Linked DNA regions of Homo sapiens: all the other regions are linked to region 1. The links are chromatin contacts, found by Hi-C or POLR2A ChIA-PET in ENCODE. All regions are on one chromosome and are shown on one strand. The core of a region is the stretch at or near the end of the contact, and the rest is flanking DNA. Distances in the headings are between cores, read along the strand shown. Region 1 has its middle 140 kb from the start of NAMA. Region 2 overlaps NAMA (non-protein coding RNA, associated with MAP kinase pathway and growth arrest). Region 3 overlaps LOC101928438 (a long non-coding RNA gene).

Region 1 (2,700 bases), core at 131-2,630:
ACCCACAAACATCCCCTGTCTGGAACACTGCAAAAGGGTCTTCACCAGTCTTCCTTTTTCTACCTTCACCAGCTGATTGTCTATTCTTCCTATGGCAACCAGAGTGATCATTTAAATACATTAATCAGATCAATCACAAAGACCCCCCATGTTTTCCTGTCTCATTCAAAATAAACTCCAAAGACATTATCATGATCTGTGAGACCCCTGCAGATCTGGCTTACCCTGACCCCTCAACCTCACTTTCTTCTGTCTCCTTGTTTGACCTCACTTTAGCCCCTTCTGTTCTCTAATCCAACAACCACTCTCTTGGTTCAGGAAATTGGTGCTTGTCATTCCACTTGCACAGGACAGTTTTAGCGCAGACATTCAATGCTTTTCTTCATTACTTAATCCATGATTCTGCTCAAACATTACTTCCCCAGAAAGGCCTTTTCTGATCTCCTCGGCTGCTTTTTTTTTTCATAACACTATATTATATTAAATTTTTGTATTATATATTATATTAATTACATTCTTGTTTATTGTCTGTCTCCCCATGGGAATATACGCCCCATGAGGGCAGGCATTTAGTTTATTTATCTCCTTATCCCCAGCATTTAGATTAATGTCTGGTACATTTTAGATGCTTTAAGAGGCTCTGTGAAGCATCCTTGACCCCATAAGGAGACCCAAGCTGTCTTTCAGTTGGATCATTGGTATAATCAAGGGTTTAGAGATGTATCATGTATCAACCAAAACGTGGTTGTCCTGAGAGATGGACTACCAAGAATTACTAAAAAGTACAATGTTTCCGGCAGAATCTGGCACAGCCATGGGGCCTGACAGAAACCTCCTCAGAGCCAGAGGGACTCTGAACTCAAGCCTAGTTCTCTTGGATCTGATTTCACCAAGGTGTTCCCCGATCTAATACCATCTCCCAGTTGGCATAAGCCCAAGAAGGGAGGCCTTGCCCTAATTCAATGAAGGAGAAGCCTCCACTTCCATGTCTTATATTGCTGGCATAGTTTAAATCCATCATTTACTGAGGGCCTACTCCATGCCAGGGTTTGGGCTAAACACTGTGCATGCTTTATATCATTTATATTATTTAAGAAATAAAATATTATTTCTATTTTATAGGTAAGAGAACTGAAGCTCACAGAAGTTAAGTATATGACCAAAGTTATACAGATGGAAAATGGAAAAATTGACATTTGAATTATACTCTAAACAGTGCTACTTCCTAATGTGTTTGAGCTGAGTAGATTGCTCCTGCACTATCCCCCAGAGGTAGGTGACTAGGGCTTCTGAGCTAGTTCTTGCAGTATAAACAGATACTGAATAATTTCTGTAAACTGATAAGCAGGGACATTGAGCTTGGACCACACTGACTGGTGTAGGGACCACCGGTGGCTGCAGCCTCTGACACTCAGGAGGCTGTGAGAGATGTGACCTCCTCTCAGGGACTGGGAGGGTGCTCAGCTGTGGTTTGATCCCAAAAGGAGACTCTGGCCATTTGGACTAGACTGAGCTGGAATCATGGGACTCACCCACCCACAGAAAAGGTGAACTTTAGCTTGATTAACGATTGTGAAACTCTTTAAGTTTCAGTTCCTAGGGACTGCCTTTTGTTCTAAGCCAATTCTCTTGAAATCTCTAAGCTATGAAACCTGGTCACCAGGAAAGTATTTGTAAATATCCTCCAAGCAGGGCTGTCCTCTGGGCTGGGGACAATGTCCTGGCCCCAAAGTCATACCAGGTCCTTGCTCTGAAGTTGGCAGAGGAGATGGGCAAGTGTTTGTTCCATACATCTAAAGAGATTGTTTCCAAGCAGGTACCACTGAGCCCTGATAAAGGCACTTAGCACCTCTCTTGGGAGAGGCTGGGTACTATCCCTTTTGCAGCTTCCAAATCCCAGTGCACTCTGAAGTAAAAAGTTTCTTTACCCAGGATGCGAGAAGCTAAAATCCCTACTAATCAAGACATTCAGACTTCATACAAATATCAGTTCTTGTGATCCCCAAAACTCTTTCACTACGCATTTCACAGGCATCACCAATAACCAAAGTTATTCTTCTCTCCAGAGCATGCTGAGAGAGAAAGCTCTTTTACTGAAGATAGTTTCTTTGACATTCACACTCCAACAAGGATAGTCTCTTCTGGGCCTAATTTGACTTCTTTATGTGCCAAGAGGAAACTTTCTCTCTGAAGGGCAGGCACACAGATATCTGAAGAGGTCTTTAGGAGGCACTTTATAATTTCCTTGAATTTGCTAGAATGTTTGGAGAATAATGTGTATTGATTAGCTGTCTCTTTCGAAATGCTTAAAGTTCTCCTACCCTTTGATTTTTTAAGAGGAATTAACAGTGAATAAGCAAAAAAAAAAAAAAAAAAAAGAAGAAGAAGAAGAATATACCAACTCACTCACTCATGTTTTCTAACTAAAAGGAGTGTGGCCTAAAGACCATTATATGTAACAGGGTCCATGCTAGGACACTGAAAGCTAAGCAGCTCTTTCTGATAAATTTGAAATTGGGGCCGGGCGCGGTGGCTCACGCCTGTAATCCCAGCACTTTGGGAGGCCGAGGCGGGTGGATCACCTGAGGTCTGGAGTTCGAGATCTGTCTCACCAACATGGTGAAACTTCGTTTCTACTGAAAATACAAAATTAGCCAGGTGTGGTGATGCATGCCTGTAATCCCAACTACAACTACTCGG
Region 2 (2,705 bases), core at 149-2,648, 150 kb before region 1:
CTGTATTCTGTTTCCAGCACAGTCTGATGTGGATTCAAATCTCAGCTCTCCTCTCTCAAAAATGCAGTAAGCTATAATCCAAATTGACTGTTGGGAGGAAAAACATGGGATTTGACAACATGGGGTTTCTCTGGGACCCTTTAGTGCCCACAAGGCCTTTTCTGGTGTCCTTTTTAGATTCTGACATGTCTGTATTTCAGATGACTCATCAACTGAAGAAGTAGACCAAGGAAGTGCAGATGGGGTTCTGAGGTGGGAAAGGTCTCTTCTCATTGGGGTGGGAGGGTGAGGAGAGGAGCAGAACGAGGGAAAGAAAATAACAGAAACAGTGTTAATGAAGATTGCTGATTTTTTAGAGAGCCGAAAAAGTAACAATGGGGGAGGTCTGAGATTTGGGGCCAGCATGCAGTTGGTAGCCAGACACATAGATTTAAGTCCCAGCACAGCCACTTACCAGCTAAGTGAGGCCAGTCCCGGATCTCTGTGGGCCTCAATCTCCTCACCTGAAACCTGGTGCAGGCAGGACCACCCCTTCGCTCCGTTGTCAAGGTCCAGATGTCCCTGGTGTCCAACAGGGCTTGACTACAGCAGGCACTTAATATGTGCTAACTCCGTGCATCCCCCCTCCTTTTTCCTAAGTGGATTATGAATCTAGGAAATATGAAACCTCCTTTCACCCAAACAAAAACTCTGTCATCTTAGACAAATCTGATAAAATTAATATTTAAGTTGAAAAAGTGTTCTGCATGAATGATGACCCCATTGACTTATTTTCCTCTGACCTTGCTCACCACCCCTTCCCCAACACACACACACACACACACACACACACACACACACACACACACACACACACACTCTCCTCTCCCACCAATAAAACTAGACTGGCATGAGGAGAAAAGGCCAGGCTGTCATGATCCCAGCATCCTGCCCACATAAACTTGGAGGCAGAACAGGCCCATATGGAGCCTCTGGGGACTGGGGTCTCTGCTGGTCCCCACAGTAGGTGCCAAGAACAGTTCACAGCCCAGCACGTGGCCGCACTGCCCACTCTGCTCCGTGAGGACAGGGCCTCGCTGTCCCCTGAAGGACTCTGGCAAAATAGCCTGCCAAAGACCTCAATCTGATTAAAGAAAGGAAGGACATTGGAGAAAGGAAGAAATAAACGAAAGAAAAATGATGGAGAGAAGGGGAGAGAGAGAAGGAGAGAGGCCCGGTACAAGTGTGAAATCAGAAGAACAGACTGAGGATGGTGAGATGCATGTGAACAGTGTGACGTGGGCAACCCCCACAAATAGACCTTCTGTTAAAAATAGCCTTTGTCTAAATGTGGAAAGGGTGTAAATATAGTAGCGGTTTCGGCTTACTACGGAGCCGCCCCTGCTCCAAGTAACAGAGGCTTATTATAGGAAGCGTGCGTCAGCAGCGGGAGGGGAGGAGAGGGATAGAGAAGCCCCGGGCCGTGGGTACAGTACCCCCCAGCAGGAGGGGGGTCAGCCAGCCAGCGTAGCCCTATTGGGGGCAAGCGGCCCGGATGGCTCTGAAACGCTCTCACAGAGTTCCTCTGGGCAGAAAACTCTAGCCGAGCTGTGGGAGGAAAGGAGGAAGGAAGGGATCGCTGTGCTGAAAAGGATCTAGCCTTGTCTCGGCGATGCCGCTCACTTTCATCTGGGATTTCAGCAGGCATTGCGTCCTGTGTGCAGCAGGCTGCTCGCTCCTGGACACCGCAGGAAGTTTTCAAAGGAACCCCCTGGAACGACCAGCCTGCAGGCAAGCCGGTTTCCTCAGCCCTGAGCACAGAGGACAAACGTCTAGAAAATCAGTGGAAAGTGCCGGAAAGGAGTTTGATTCAAGTTTTTTGTTTTTGTTTTTGTTTTTAAGACCGGGTTTTCATGTCTGTGTCTCTGGTATCACGTGCTAAGTAGGTGCCTGGGGCACAGTGGCGGGACTCCTGAGCTGGACAGCTGGGAGTTGCTGCAGGCGCTGCCTTCCAGTATGATGCATGACCAAGGCAACAAAACTGTTTTGGGAAGCTCACTGCTCTGCTTTCTGCAGCTACAGAGATGGCCAAGGGTTGAGTGCCCATGTGGGTGTTAAGACCTACTCCTGCCTGTGTGTCTCCCCTCCAAGCCTTTGGGGGCCCTCATTATCCCCTAGTCTGTCACCCTTTAACCCAGTGCCCTCTCCTCCCAGCCCAGGACATGTGCATGCATGCATCACTATCCACACATACGCCCAACACACATACATGCACTCATGCACACCCACATTCAATTCGGGCCCTGCGGCCCTTTCCAGCAGTAGCCCTCACACTAGCGGCCCTGGCGTCCCACCCTGGCCCTGCGCTCTCATGGAGTCCCTTCATCTGCTCTGCCCCTGCCCTCTGGCTCATCACTAGCCTTGAGCTTGCCTCTTGGATGTAAGGCAAACCTGGCTCCTCCAAGTGGATCTGCACTTCTCCTCGGATATGATTTGGGCTTGTGTGCTTGTGCTGCCCCTCAAGCCAGCCTGGGTGACCGCCTCACTGCTCACGCCCCAGACTGAATGCCAATGCCCTTATCATGTTTCACTGACCTGCTCCTCAGGACTGATCTTCAACCTGTCAGCTACTCCCCAGCATCATCCAAACTGCTCTGAAAACCACCTTTCCAAAATGCAGAGCCAGCAGTGTCACTGCCCCACTCAAAATGCTCTCAACAGCTCCC
Region 3 (2,807 bases), core at 271-2,770, 210 kb after region 1:
GCCAAAATGCAAATGCGATTAAGTTCTGAAAGACAGGAATTGCAAAGTGTCTGCAGCTTATTAGAATCTTCCCTCTAGGTACCATTCAGCAAGGGCATCAATCAAAGGTGACCCCCCCGCTTATTGTGATAGGAGCCTCTTAGATTAAGGAAGGGGAAATATCTGGTTTATTGGTGGAATTATTATTGAAAGATCAGATTCTAAATTCATGCCTGGGATCAACAGGAAAAAGAACAGAGGTGGTTTATCTCACGGTATGGCATACAAGGAGAAAATGATGGCAGAGGTGCCATATCTTTGTCCTAAGCAAATTCTGCAATTACCTGCATCATTAGGAGATGAAACACACTCACACACATATACACATACATTTACAAGTACATTTCTTCATGTACATAAAAGTTACATAAATGCAAAACCCAATGTGTATAATCATTCAACAAAGATATTCAGCAGCTCATTTAGAAAATCAATTTTTATGCATCCATTTGACAAACTGAGTCATAATTATAAGTACCACACGTTGTTCTAGGCACCTAAAGATACAAAATAAGAAGAATTGGTCATGCTCCAATCTTATTCACAATCTAAACTAAAAGATATAAAAATCATCTAGTGGAGGAATGTACAAAGTATTATGAAGGCATAGAGAAAAAATAACTAACTCTTCCTAAAGGAACTCATAGAGCTTTCTCAGAAGAAGTGACATTTGCTTTTGGTCTTGAAAGACAGATAAGGATTTGTCAGGTGAGAAGATTGGTAAATACATTCCATTCATCAATTAATCAACAAACAGGGTCTTTTAGTTTTTCCAGGATCTGTGCATGTTACTTAGAATAGAAATACATGCCAAATTGCACATTCCAGGAGATGTAGTCTAGCAGTTTGGAGGCAGGTGAGTAAGATCCCATAAAGAAACAGATTGAAGGGAATGGTAATGGATATTGCGATTCAAAGGAATACTACAGGAAGTTATCTTACAAGATGAATAATATCTTTCTAAATCACTCTCTTGGGAGTTCTATTTCCACATGGGATGTAAAAAGCTAAAAATATATCTGTCCAACGTTCACAACAATAAAGCCGGATAGACTACAAATCAGAGCTTTTCTTGAACTATTAGAGAGTTGCAATCATAGGACAAGTAACCTGAATTCTAAGGAAAGATGGGCCCTCCAAGGAGAGCCAGGACATGACCTCTGGTTCACCTGAGCCAAAGCACCAGAGAAAGAGACACTGGGTGGAATATAAGTGGGTAAGAATTCAGCAAAAAAATTTAACTAATTGCAAAAGGTCAAATGTGACCTAGCTTTTACCTCTCTCAACTCATGGCAGCTACACTGCAACCATTTGAAATAATAGGTTTGTATAGAAAGGCAGCAGCTTATTTCAGTTCAGGAATAGCTGGGTTTTCCAACCCTGTCAGCCCCTGCATTTCTAGACTCTCTCTATTCCCTCTGTTTTTGCTCTCAAACCAGCTAATTCTTGCCTGATTTCAGCTTATTCTTGGAAGATGTTGCTTAAAACAGAAAGTAAAAGCCAAAACACGCTAGCACTCTGGCTCCTTGTAACCACTTCCCCTCAAGTACTCACATAAGGATCAAATAAGTGATCTTGTGTTCATTGAACACAAGAAAAAGTCTTCAAGTGGTTAAAAAAAAATGCTTATTGTGAGACTATACTAATTCATTAACTTCTATATATCTAAGAATCCCAATCTATTCCTATTTCAAAATCATTACTAACAGAAAACAAAACAGGACTAGAAACAAAATAGAGTACAGAAATACAACCATATATAAAGCAATTCAATGACAAAAGAAAAATCTCTTCAACGACTGGGTTGGAATAACTGGATATCCAAAACAAAAAGGGAGAGAGAAAGAACCTTGACCCCTACCTCACACCACATCCAAAAAAACCCATATGAGAAGGGTTATAGAGTTAAATGTAAATATAAAATAATACAGTTACAAAGGAAAAAAAAGTGGAAGAAAATGTTTGCAACCTTGCAATGGGCAAACATTTTTCAAGAACATACAAAGCATAAACCATAAAATAAAAACACTAATAGACTGTACTACCTAAAACTGTAAAACATTTGCTCATCAAGACACCGTCAAGAAAATAAATCACAAGCCACGCACTGAGAAAAAAAATTCAGTAGATAGATAGATATGTAGATAGAGCTATATATAGTGAATATTTTAGATATAAAAATATAAAATATATATACATTATATATTTTTATAATTTATACTTTATATATAAATTATATATATTATATATTTATACTTTATATATAAATTATATATATTATATATTTATAATTTATACTTTATATATAAATTATATATAATATACTTATATATTTTATATATTATAGATAATATATTTATGTATTATATAAATATAAAATTTATATATAAAATATAAAATATATCTATATATAGTGAATATTATGTATATATATAATATATATCTCTCTGACAAATACATTGCATATAGAACATACAAAGAAATTCTATAAATCAATAATAAAAAGACAAATCATTTTTTAAAGAAGACTTGGACAGCCACAAAAGAAGATATACAAATGGCCAACAAGCACATATAAAGATACTCAACTTTATTATTTATAAGTTTCATGCAAAGTAAAACACACACATATACACACATACACACATACATGACTGAAATTTTTTAAGAAAAGATTAACAACATCAAATGTTGGAAAGAATGTGGAGCAATCCAAATTTTCATATATTGCTGCTGGGAGTATAAAATGATGCAATAACTTTGGAAAA

The links. A loop is a pair of places that touch in the nucleus more often than their neighbours do. ChIA-PET counts read pairs that join two places held with the same protein, here RNA polymerase II (POLR2A). Pooled maps may share reads with other maps.
Region 2: a map with no recorded cell type shows a loop between it and region 1 (2.9-fold over the local background). The contact joins two enhancer-like sites. A Hi-C loop is called at or near these places in 3 of 37 single-sample maps with no recorded cell type and 3 of 50 pooled maps. POLR2A ChIA-PET finds 5 or more read pairs at or near these places in 1 of 52 experiments (activated T-cell).
Region 3: a loop to region 1 is called in a pooled map, with 3 times the contacts of the local background. The contact joins two enhancer-like sites. A Hi-C loop is called at or near these places in 4 of 37 single-sample maps with no recorded cell type and 4 of 50 pooled maps.

The regions. Positions count from the first base shown.
Region 1 is chr9:99,512,316-99,515,015 of GRCh38, forward strand. No RefSeq gene overlaps it. Among named protein-coding and RNA genes, the nearest start is that of NAMA, 140 kb to the left of the region's middle. Within about 2 kb of position 1,381, at least 3 of the 41 ENCODE cell types and tissues checked have a DNase peak (open chromatin) inside an H3K27ac peak, as active enhancers do.
Region 2 is chr9:99,367,158-99,369,862 of GRCh38, forward strand. NAMA (non-protein coding RNA, associated with MAP kinase pathway and growth arrest) reads right to left here. Exons shown (of 6, transcript NR_102271.1): 4 at 504-651. All of the region lies in intron 2 of LOC124902232 (a long non-coding RNA gene), which reads left to right. Among named protein-coding and RNA genes, the nearest start is that of NAMA, 6.7 kb to the right of the region's middle. RefSeq lists enhancers at 1,396-1,445, 1,932-2,513. Within about 2 kb of position 1,399, at least 15 of the 41 ENCODE cell types and tissues checked have a DNase peak (open chromatin) inside an H3K27ac peak, as active enhancers do.
Region 3 is chr9:99,719,316-99,722,122 of GRCh38, forward strand. The region is part of intron 2 of LOC101928438 (a long non-coding RNA gene); the gene reads right to left. All of the region lies in intron 2 of LOC124902234 (a long non-coding RNA gene), which reads left to right. Among named protein-coding and RNA genes, the nearest start is that of NR4A3, 100 kb to the right of the region's middle. Within about 2 kb of position 1,521, at least 5 of the 41 ENCODE cell types and tissues checked have a DNase peak (open chromatin) inside an H3K27ac peak, as active enhancers do.